2 separate regions of the Homo sapiens genome follow, and region 1 is linked to region 2. Evidence: chromatin loops called from intact Hi-C (ENCODE). Cell type or tissue: IMR-90. All regions are shown on one strand. Each heading gives the region's core, and the rest is flanking DNA. Links, peaks and the distances in the headings are about the cores only.

Evidence for each region. Hi-C counts contacts between places; a loop is a spot of excess contacts. Peaks named below come from ENCODE experiments on the same cell type or tissue, not always from the same donor. Only the 100,000 strongest peaks of a DNase experiment are listed, where the experiment ranks them.
Region 1: a loop joins it to region 2, with 5 times the contacts of the local background. A loop is called at or near these places in 1 of 110 quality-filtered maps.

What each region holds. Positions count from the first base shown.
Region 1 is chr2:203,805,968-203,810,366 of GRCh38, forward strand. No RefSeq gene overlaps it. Among named protein-coding and RNA genes, the nearest start is that of CTLA4, 60 kb to the right of the region's middle. In IMR-90, for the core only: no CTCF peak of the experiment used is centred there; DNase peaks (open chromatin) are centred at 2,234, 3,204 and 3,444; H3K27ac peaks cover 713 bases.
Region 2 is chr2:203,624,766-203,629,164 of GRCh38, forward strand. No RefSeq gene overlaps it. Among named protein-coding and RNA genes, the nearest start is that of CD28, 80 kb to the right of the region's middle. In IMR-90, for the core only: no CTCF peak of the experiment used is centred there; DNase peaks (open chromatin) are centred at 2,416 and 2,826; H3K27ac peaks cover 2,360 bases.

The DNA of each region.
Region 1 (4,399 bases), core at 171-4,170, 180 kb after region 2:
CCTCCCACCTTAGCATCCTGAGTAGCTGGGACTATAGGAACATGCCACCACACCTGGCTAATTTTTGTATTTCTTGTAGAGCTGGGGTTTCACCATGTTGCCCAGGCTGGTCTGGAATGCCTGAGCTTAAGCTATCTGCCCACCTTGGTCTCCCAAAGTGCTAGGATTATAGGTGTGAGCCACTGAGCCTGACCATAACTACATGTCTTAATGTTTTTCTCTACTAATTCTAACATCTTTATCATTTCTGGGTCTGTTTCTACTGATCAATTTTTCTTTTCATTATGAGTTATATTTTCCTGTTTCTTTGCATACCCAGTAATTTGGATTGGATGCCAGATATTGTAAATTTTACCTTGTTGGGTATTGGTTTTTTTTATAGTCCCATAAATATTTTTAATGTTTGTTCTGAGATACATGTGCATTACTTGAAAACAATTTGAAGTTTGCTTTTAAGCTTTGTGAGGTGGGATGAGAGCTGCCTTTGGTATAAGGCTGATTTTTCTCACTACTGATTCCAGACTCCCAGCTCCATCTTCTCAACTAAATGAGACCTCCTCTCTGCATGGTATCTTGGAAATTTTCCAGGCTGTGAGCTGGAACAATCATAGAGCTCACCTTATTTGCTTTCCCGCTCTTAGAGATCACTGTCCTGTGCTGTCTGATGTTCAGTGTCTAAAAACTATACTTTCTGATATTTTGCCCATTTACTTTTTAGCATTTTTCAAGACAGGATCAATTAGGTCTTTGGTATTCCTCTTTGCCTGAAGTGAAAGTCTTGAACATTATGGCTTCTGACTGTGGTTGATGAGTAATATTTTTAGAGAACAAAATAAAGTATACCTTGAATGACCAATTAAAGCTTTCTGAATGGTTTAAGACACTTTAATAAAATTTACATCACCTATAAGTGTCAAAACAATTATAAATTTATACTCATAGTTTTCATATAACCCCTTAGTGAGTAGGTGTCAAAGTTTCATTTCTCATTAATGAGGTAATCAGAAGAATGATAAAGCCAGTGAGGAAAGTGACACAAAGAGAAGGCAAATGGCCAGGCACAGTGGCTCATGCCTGTAATCCCATCACTTTGGGAGGCCGAAGCAGGTGGATCACTTGAGCCCAGGAGTTTGAGGCCAGCCTGGGCAACATGGTGAAACCCTATCTCTACTACAAGTACAAAAATTAGCCAGGCGTGGTGGCACACACCTGTAAGCTCAGCTACTCAGGAGACTGAGGCATGAGAATCGCTTGAACCTGGGAGGTGGAGGTTGCAGTAAGCCGAGATGGCACCATTGGACTCCAGCCTGGATGACAGAGCAAGACTCTGTCTCAAAAAAAAAAAAGGAAGGGGGGGACAGGCAAATGACGTATTAGAAGGAGGAAGAGAGGCAGAGAGAGAGAAAGGGAGAGAGATGGGGAGAGAGAGAATGGAAAAATATGCTGGAATAAAATTGCTAAATTACATACAAACTGGTTAATGTCCCACAGGGCAAAAAATCATAACCTTTGGGGTTATCATCTAAGCTGAACAGAAATAATTTTTATCTCTATGATAAAAAACTCATTTGCATCATATTTGTTTTCCACAAGTTACATCAAATCCTTTACAGGCTTAAAAATGTCTAGATGTTTAATAGTAGTAATGGTAAAAGTTACTTTCCACTAGAGGGTCAGATGATCCTTGGATGGGCTAAAAGCAATGTTTTAATAAGGGATTGGATGGACACAAGTCATCTTTTTGCGTTATTTCCAAGTTTTGGGAAAAAAGGTTTTGGACAAATTTTTTTTTTTTTTTTTTTTTTTTTTTATCACAAGAATTAACTGTAAGTCGATGTTATCTGCCATGACATAGCTGGCCACTCTGGGCCTACATTTGCTCATTTAATGAAAAGACAAAACTAGACTAGTGGTTTTTAATTGTGATTATATGTTAGAATCACTCAGGGGAGCTTTTCGAAAATACAAAAGAAAGGGTCTTTTACCAGACCAACTAAATCAGACACTTTGAGGGGGACGTCTGGGCATCACCAAGTTTTTCAAAAGTCCCCTATTACCCTAATGTGCAGCCAGGGTTGAAAACCACTGGTCTAGACTGAGTTGCTCAGACCCCTTTCAATAACAATGCACTGTGATTCTATAGCTTGAAGCACAGGCAAATCATTTTTGCGCTGAAGAAAGTTGACATAAATACAAGCTCTGCTGACCGCAGTGCATTCCCAGTGACTTGGAAATGATTCAGGGCTGCCAGCATTCATTCCATGGTGTGGAAGCAGTGGGAAGAGCCAGGGGTGGGAGCGCTGAATGACCGGCCTTTGTGTTCCAATTAGATACAGTCAGCTTGAGTTGTTAGAGAGAGATAGGAATGTCTGCAGCCCATTCTTTTAAAAAAAAAAAAAAAGATATATCAAAATTCATTTTGTGCCCCTGGCTCTCTGTTGCTAACCTCATTCCCACTTCCGGAGCAGGTGCTCTTTCATCTTTCACACAGTTATTGGAGATGGCATTTCTGATTTAAGACTGTGCATTAGTAAATTAAGGCCATGACCAGTAACATGCACAAAAATAGCGCAACAAGTATAAGCCTTTAAAATAATGTTAAATAATGAAATTCTATTCCTTCATGCTTGTTATCACTGAAATCCATTTTTTGTAGCTTTTAAAAAAATTACAAATCATTAAAAGCAAGGGCTTTTGAAATGCTTCACCCTACAACTATGCTTATAAGAAACACATAGGATATGTTACTAACTGAGCAAGCCGGAAATTAAAAGAAAAATTGTTTAACTTGATAACTTTTTTTAAAAAATCATAAATAATGTTGAATTTTTTCAAGTGGCTTTTGGGCATCTTTCTTGATTATTGTTCAACTTCTTTCCTTTGATCTGTTAACATAGTGAATGTTAATAGATATCTAAATATTAAGCTATCTTTTGACTTCTGGGATCAATACTATTTGTTAATGATAGGGTATTCTTTCAATATTCTATTTGATTTCATTTATTTCCCTTCTGATACTTTTGAGGATAATCTTCTTTTGTATATAGCAAGTTGGGTAGGGACGGTGTTAGTTTCATAATCATTTGATAGATTAGAAAACTGAAACACAGAGATAGTAAATGACTTATTATCTAAGAACAAATGGCAAACAAGTATTTGATTTCTGGCCCAGGGATTTTTGGTCTGTTCTCCACCAGGAAATTAGTGTTTCATCAAGCAAATATGCCATCCACCAAGTATTTCAGATAACCTCACAATATTTCACATAACCTAAGAGTAGTGTCTTCTAGTTTAGCTACATCATTAATGCCATTTAAAATCCTAATTCCTAATGCTCTCCTTTTTTTATTCTCCACAGTGACAGTTGTCATAACTATATCTAACGATTGTGGGACTTGGAGAAAAATGCAGAGTGGAAGCAGGAGGAGGTGAGAATAAGGAGGCCAGAAGGATGGCTGAGTCATTAGCTGAGCTCTCCAACCTCCTCCTGTACTATTCTCCCCTTTACTCACTAACTCTAGCCACACTGGCCTTCCTTTTGTTCTCCGAACTTTCCAAGTCCATTCACGGCTTAGGGCCTTTGCCTTTGCTGTGCCTTCTGTTTAAAATGGTCTGCCCTAGACTTATGCATGGCTGGCTCTTTCCTTTAGTCAGGCCTCAGCTTACATACTACCTCCTCAGAGAGGCCTTCCCTGACCTTCCATCTAATTAGCAGATACCCACTATATAGGTTGCATATCCATAATTCGAAAGTCCCAAATCCAAAAAGTTCCAAAATCTGGAACTTTTTGAGTGCTGACATGATGCTCAAAGGAAATGCTCATTGGAGCATTTTGGATGTCTGATTTTTGGATTAGGGATGCTCTGCATGGGTAAGTATAATGCGAATATCCCCAAATCTGAAAAAAAATATTGAATTCTGAAGTAATTCTGGTCTCAGGCATTTTGGATACAGGATACCTATCCTGTATTAGCTTGCTAGGGCTGCCTAACAAAGTACCACAGACTGAGTGACTTAAACAACAGAAATTGATTATTTCACAGTTCTGGAGGCTGGAAGTCTGAGATCAAGGTGTCAGCAGGTTTGGTTCCTTCCAATGGCTATGAGGGAGACTCTGTCCCAGCGTCTCTCCCTACAGCTTGTTACATCATCTTTTCTTTATGAGTGTCTCTGGGTCCAAATAAGAAGTTTACTGGGAGGTGATCCTGGCAGAGGAGGGGAGGGGTGAGGCAGAGGATAGAAAGAAGCCAACAAAGGGTGTGCACTGTGGACAACTGGAGCTTAATCCTGCTGAGGCCCTCTGGGAGCCAGTGTGGAATACACCCCAGAGTCATCTCCCCCAACGGGCACCCGTGTTCACCAGTGTACCCAATTCCCATCAGCCATGGTTGGTCTGCT
Region 2 (4,399 bases), core at 127-4,126:
GATGTACCCAGTATAATATATGGACTCTGCAGCGAGTATAAGATCATTTCTCCAGAGGCTTGATTTTTTTGGGGGAGAATCTGTTTATCTTTTTGCCCTTTGTATCTAGAGTTCATATATTTGGAAGTGTTAATGCAATAACATTTTTCTTTGTAGATATCATTGCCCTTTGAAACACAAAGTGCTTTGAATCAGATTAATTTTGAGAAAGTTGGGTGTGAGCTTTTTCAAAGAGTTTCTTGAGTCCTTCACACGAAAAGAGTAATATATATAAAACAGGAAAACTACTAAGAGAAAAAGTGGGCAGGGCACGGTGGCTCATGCCTGTAATCCTAGCACTTTGGGAGGCCGAGGTGGGTGGATGACCTGAGGTCAGGAGTTCGAGACCAGCCTGACCAACAGGGTGAAACCCTGTCTCTACTAAAAATACAAAAATTATCTGGGTGTGGTGGCGTGTGCCTGTAGTCCCAGCTACTAGGGAGGCTGAAGCAGGAGAATCACTTGAACTTGGGAGGCGGAGGTTGCAGTGAGCCAAGATTGTGCCATTGCATTCCAGCATTACAGCCTGGGCGACAGAGTGAAACTCTGTCTCAAAAAAAAAAAAAAAGAAAAGAAAAAGAAAAAGTGATGCACAGATAATTTTGAAAAATGGAAAAGTAGAAAGATGACTAAAAAGATACTCTTAGTCTCACCCTCTAGAGGCTATCACTATATTAATATTTTGATGGATTTTCTACTAGGTTATTTTTCATGCATAGTTTTACTTTTGTTTGTTTGTTTGTACTCTATAAACAATCTCATAAACTGCCTTTCTCACAGAGCATTATCACATACTGGGCAGACTGGGCACCTGAGACACAGTCCTGGGTAACCAGGAGCAGAAGACTGGTTCAATATGAAATCCATAAGGCGCAGCTGAGCGGGAATTTGGAGAGCCAAGCAAGTGGATACTAAAAACAAGGAAGGAAGAAATGAAATTTCAGAAATTGGGCAATGTTGCCAAGAGTGGGGAGATTGGAATTTGGGTTTAATGGAGGAAAAGAACAGTTTGCTGAAGTCCACCCAAAGACTTTTCCTAGGCTGTTTAACCACTGCACATGTGTGTTGGTCTTTGGCCCATGATATTTGCTTAGCATCTGACCCTAGATACATATACATCAGGGATTTGGCACCAAATGAGGCGTGTAAGGAAAAAGCAGAGGATTTTTCTCCTAGGAACCATAAAAGAAAAACAAATGTGTTGGCTCTATGTACTATAACAGGATGTGAGGGAAACACATTGAACTCTATATTCTACAGTTGTTCTAATTGTGCATTTTACTTTCTGACAAATAGAGCCTCTAAGAATTGGTAGCATATTTGGCAGAGATTAAACTCTAGGTTGGGCGCTGTGGCGCACACCTGTAGTCCCAGAACTTTGAGGGGCCAAGGTGGGCGGATCACTTGAGGCAAGGAGTTCAAGACCAGCCTGGCCAACACAGCAAAACCCTGTCCCTACTAAAAATACAAAAAATTACCCAGACGTGGTTGTGCATGCCTGTAGTCCCAGCTACTCAGGAGGCTGAGGCACAAGAATTGCTTGAACCCAGAAGGTGGAGGTTGCAGTGAGCCGAGACCGTGCCACTGCACTCCAGACAGGCAAGACTGTCTCAAAACAACAACAACAACAACAACAACAACAACAACAACAACAACAACAACGAGATTAAGTTCTAATATATGGCCATATGGTAAATTTTATATTCATATTCAACATACTACTCTGAGATTTGAAGAGCAAAAGGCATGCTGTTGTTTTTCTTTGAAAACAGAATTTAAAAAAATATTTATTACTCATTGGAAAGAGTAATTAATAACATCAAAATGGGAAATATCTCAGTAAATAAATGCCCTAAGGTGGAATAGTTCCTATAAGCTATTCCTTTGTGAGAGCAATTTTTCCTAAAATCTCAAAGGAACTGGCCACTGCTTAATCTGAGAGGGAGGCAGGACAGAACCTTAACATTTCTGTGGTAAGACACTTAAGCCCTTATAGTTGCAATCCCTTACTCTAAGTTACTTGTCCGAGAATATCTAAGCTTATGCAAATTTTAGACTGAATATCAGAAGGCAAATGGAAAAATTAATGAGTTGAAATGCTCTTGCTTTGATTAGGACCATGACATTTGAGTTTAGTTTAGTTGAAGTAAACATATTAACAAGCCAAGGAGAAAGATAAGGAGGAGACAACACGTGAGAAGGCTGAACCAATCAAAGCAGGAGACCCAGGATGTGGATGTATGAAAATTCCAGGGAAGACTGTTTACCTCCCAGACTCCAGAACAGGAGATTGGAATTTGCAAAGGCAAAAAAGATGAGAACTGGGCTTTATCAAGCAACCATAGTTTTCAGTTGCTTCATGCATGCCTTGGGTCTGTTTTGATAACCAGCATATCTTTTGTAACCCAGGCAAGAAGGAAAAATATGTGTCCTACTGAAGGGGCTGGACTAGATTGTGAGATGGGCTCTGAGCATTCCAGCCTCAAAGATAATTAAGACTCAAGAAGTTTTCTTCTTGAGCAAGAGTTCAGGAAAAGTTTATACTGACTTCACAACTGGCTCTGACCAAAAGTTTCAGTGCCCTTTTGTTGGAAGTATTAACTTACTTGACCCCTAGTTTGTACATAAAACTGGCTAAAGAGAAAGGAGGCAACATGAAAATGGATTTTAAAAATCCGGTTTTGAACTATGCCTGGCATGCTAAAATATTTAATTCTTCAACACTTGGCATTTAGAGAAGAGGGTGGATTTAAACAGACCAGCTGGCTAATTACACTTTGCCAACATTCCTACTGGCTGCTTACTGGGTGAGTCCTGTTTATGTCAAAGTCTAACTCTGTCCTTTATCCCTTATCATGGCCAAGAAATGGAATCCCATGCATTTTACTTAATATGAAATGTTCTGGTGAAACCCAAAGCAACAAAGGCCACTTTACTTTCTTGGTGAGCTGGACAAGGCAGGTGGTACTTGAAGGTTGTGGAGAAGTCTCCGGACAGGCTTAAAGTTATGAACAACTAAGATTCCAGCTTACCACCCTCCCCACCTCCTTTTATTTATTTATTTAGAGACAAGATCTTGCTCTGTCACCCAGGCTGGAGTACTGGGTTGTGCTCCTAGCTCACTGCAGCCTCGAAATCCTGGCCTCAAATGATCCTCCTGCCCTAGCCTCCCAAAGTGCAAGGCCAACCTCATTTTAGTGAAGATAATTTTTTTATCCTTAATTAAGATATTGTGAAGCCTGGGCACAGTGGCTCATGCTTGTAATTCCAGCACTTTGGGAGGCCGAGGTGGGCAGATCCCTTGGGCCCAGGATTAGGAGATTAGCCTAGGTAATATAGTGAACCCCATCTCTACAAAAAATACAAAAATGAGGCAAATGAGCCGTGTGTGGTGGTGTGCACCTGTAGATCCAGCTACTTGGGAGGCTGAGGTGGGAGGATCACTCCAGTGTAAAGACATTTTAATTAAATAAATTTTTGAAAAGTAAAGACACTGTGCTGACCAGACAAAACGCATCCGTGAGCTGTATTTTGCTTTAAGGGCTACCAATTTGTGCCTGCTATCTAGTGACAGCTCATAATTGAAGGTCTGAATTTTTGGGCTCCACTTAATTTGTTAAAAGTGGCTTGCAAAACTCCTTTATAGGAGAGGAAACGATTGTCCAAATCTTCTGCATGTTCTAAAATTAGGTAAAAACATTTTTCCTATAACTTTTCTAGTGCCATTAAATGAAGTGTCCTTGGAAGGAAGATGTTCATCTTGGAAATTGCTAGGTGAGGGTTGCCCTTCACTTTCTCAATGAATAGCTAGCAGTAAATACTCAGGGTCCCCCTCCATCGCCCCCACTCCAATCTTAGGGGTTATCAGCACACCACTCTGGACCACTCCTTAATCCCAGGCGTACTGGGCTCTGCTATGTACTTCCAAAATCCCAGTGGCACCATAAAGGAAGCAAGCCATCATTACAGTGACTTTTAAGTCAGTTTTGTGAATAAGGCCGGAAGTTTTTGTTGATGAGAAAGAGAGATTACTGTGTTGCTTTGTATAAATAAATAAAAATAAATTCCTCTTAAGGTGGGTGCTCCTATGGGGAGAAGTTTGAATGGGTATGATTTACAGTAGGGATAGTAATATTTAGACAAGGATAGAACTATGGCTTTTAAAATCCTCTAAGGCTCTAGAGCCTTATTTTTAGACCCCTTATCTGAGAATTTCTGAGAATTTCTCTCTAAACTCCTCAATAAGGATATTACTAAAAAATAGCTTTAATACATAGCATATATTCCTAAGCACATCTGTGCAAACCTTTCCTCTGGCTAGACCACAGCCTTCAGGATCTTCTGCTACAGTTAGACATAA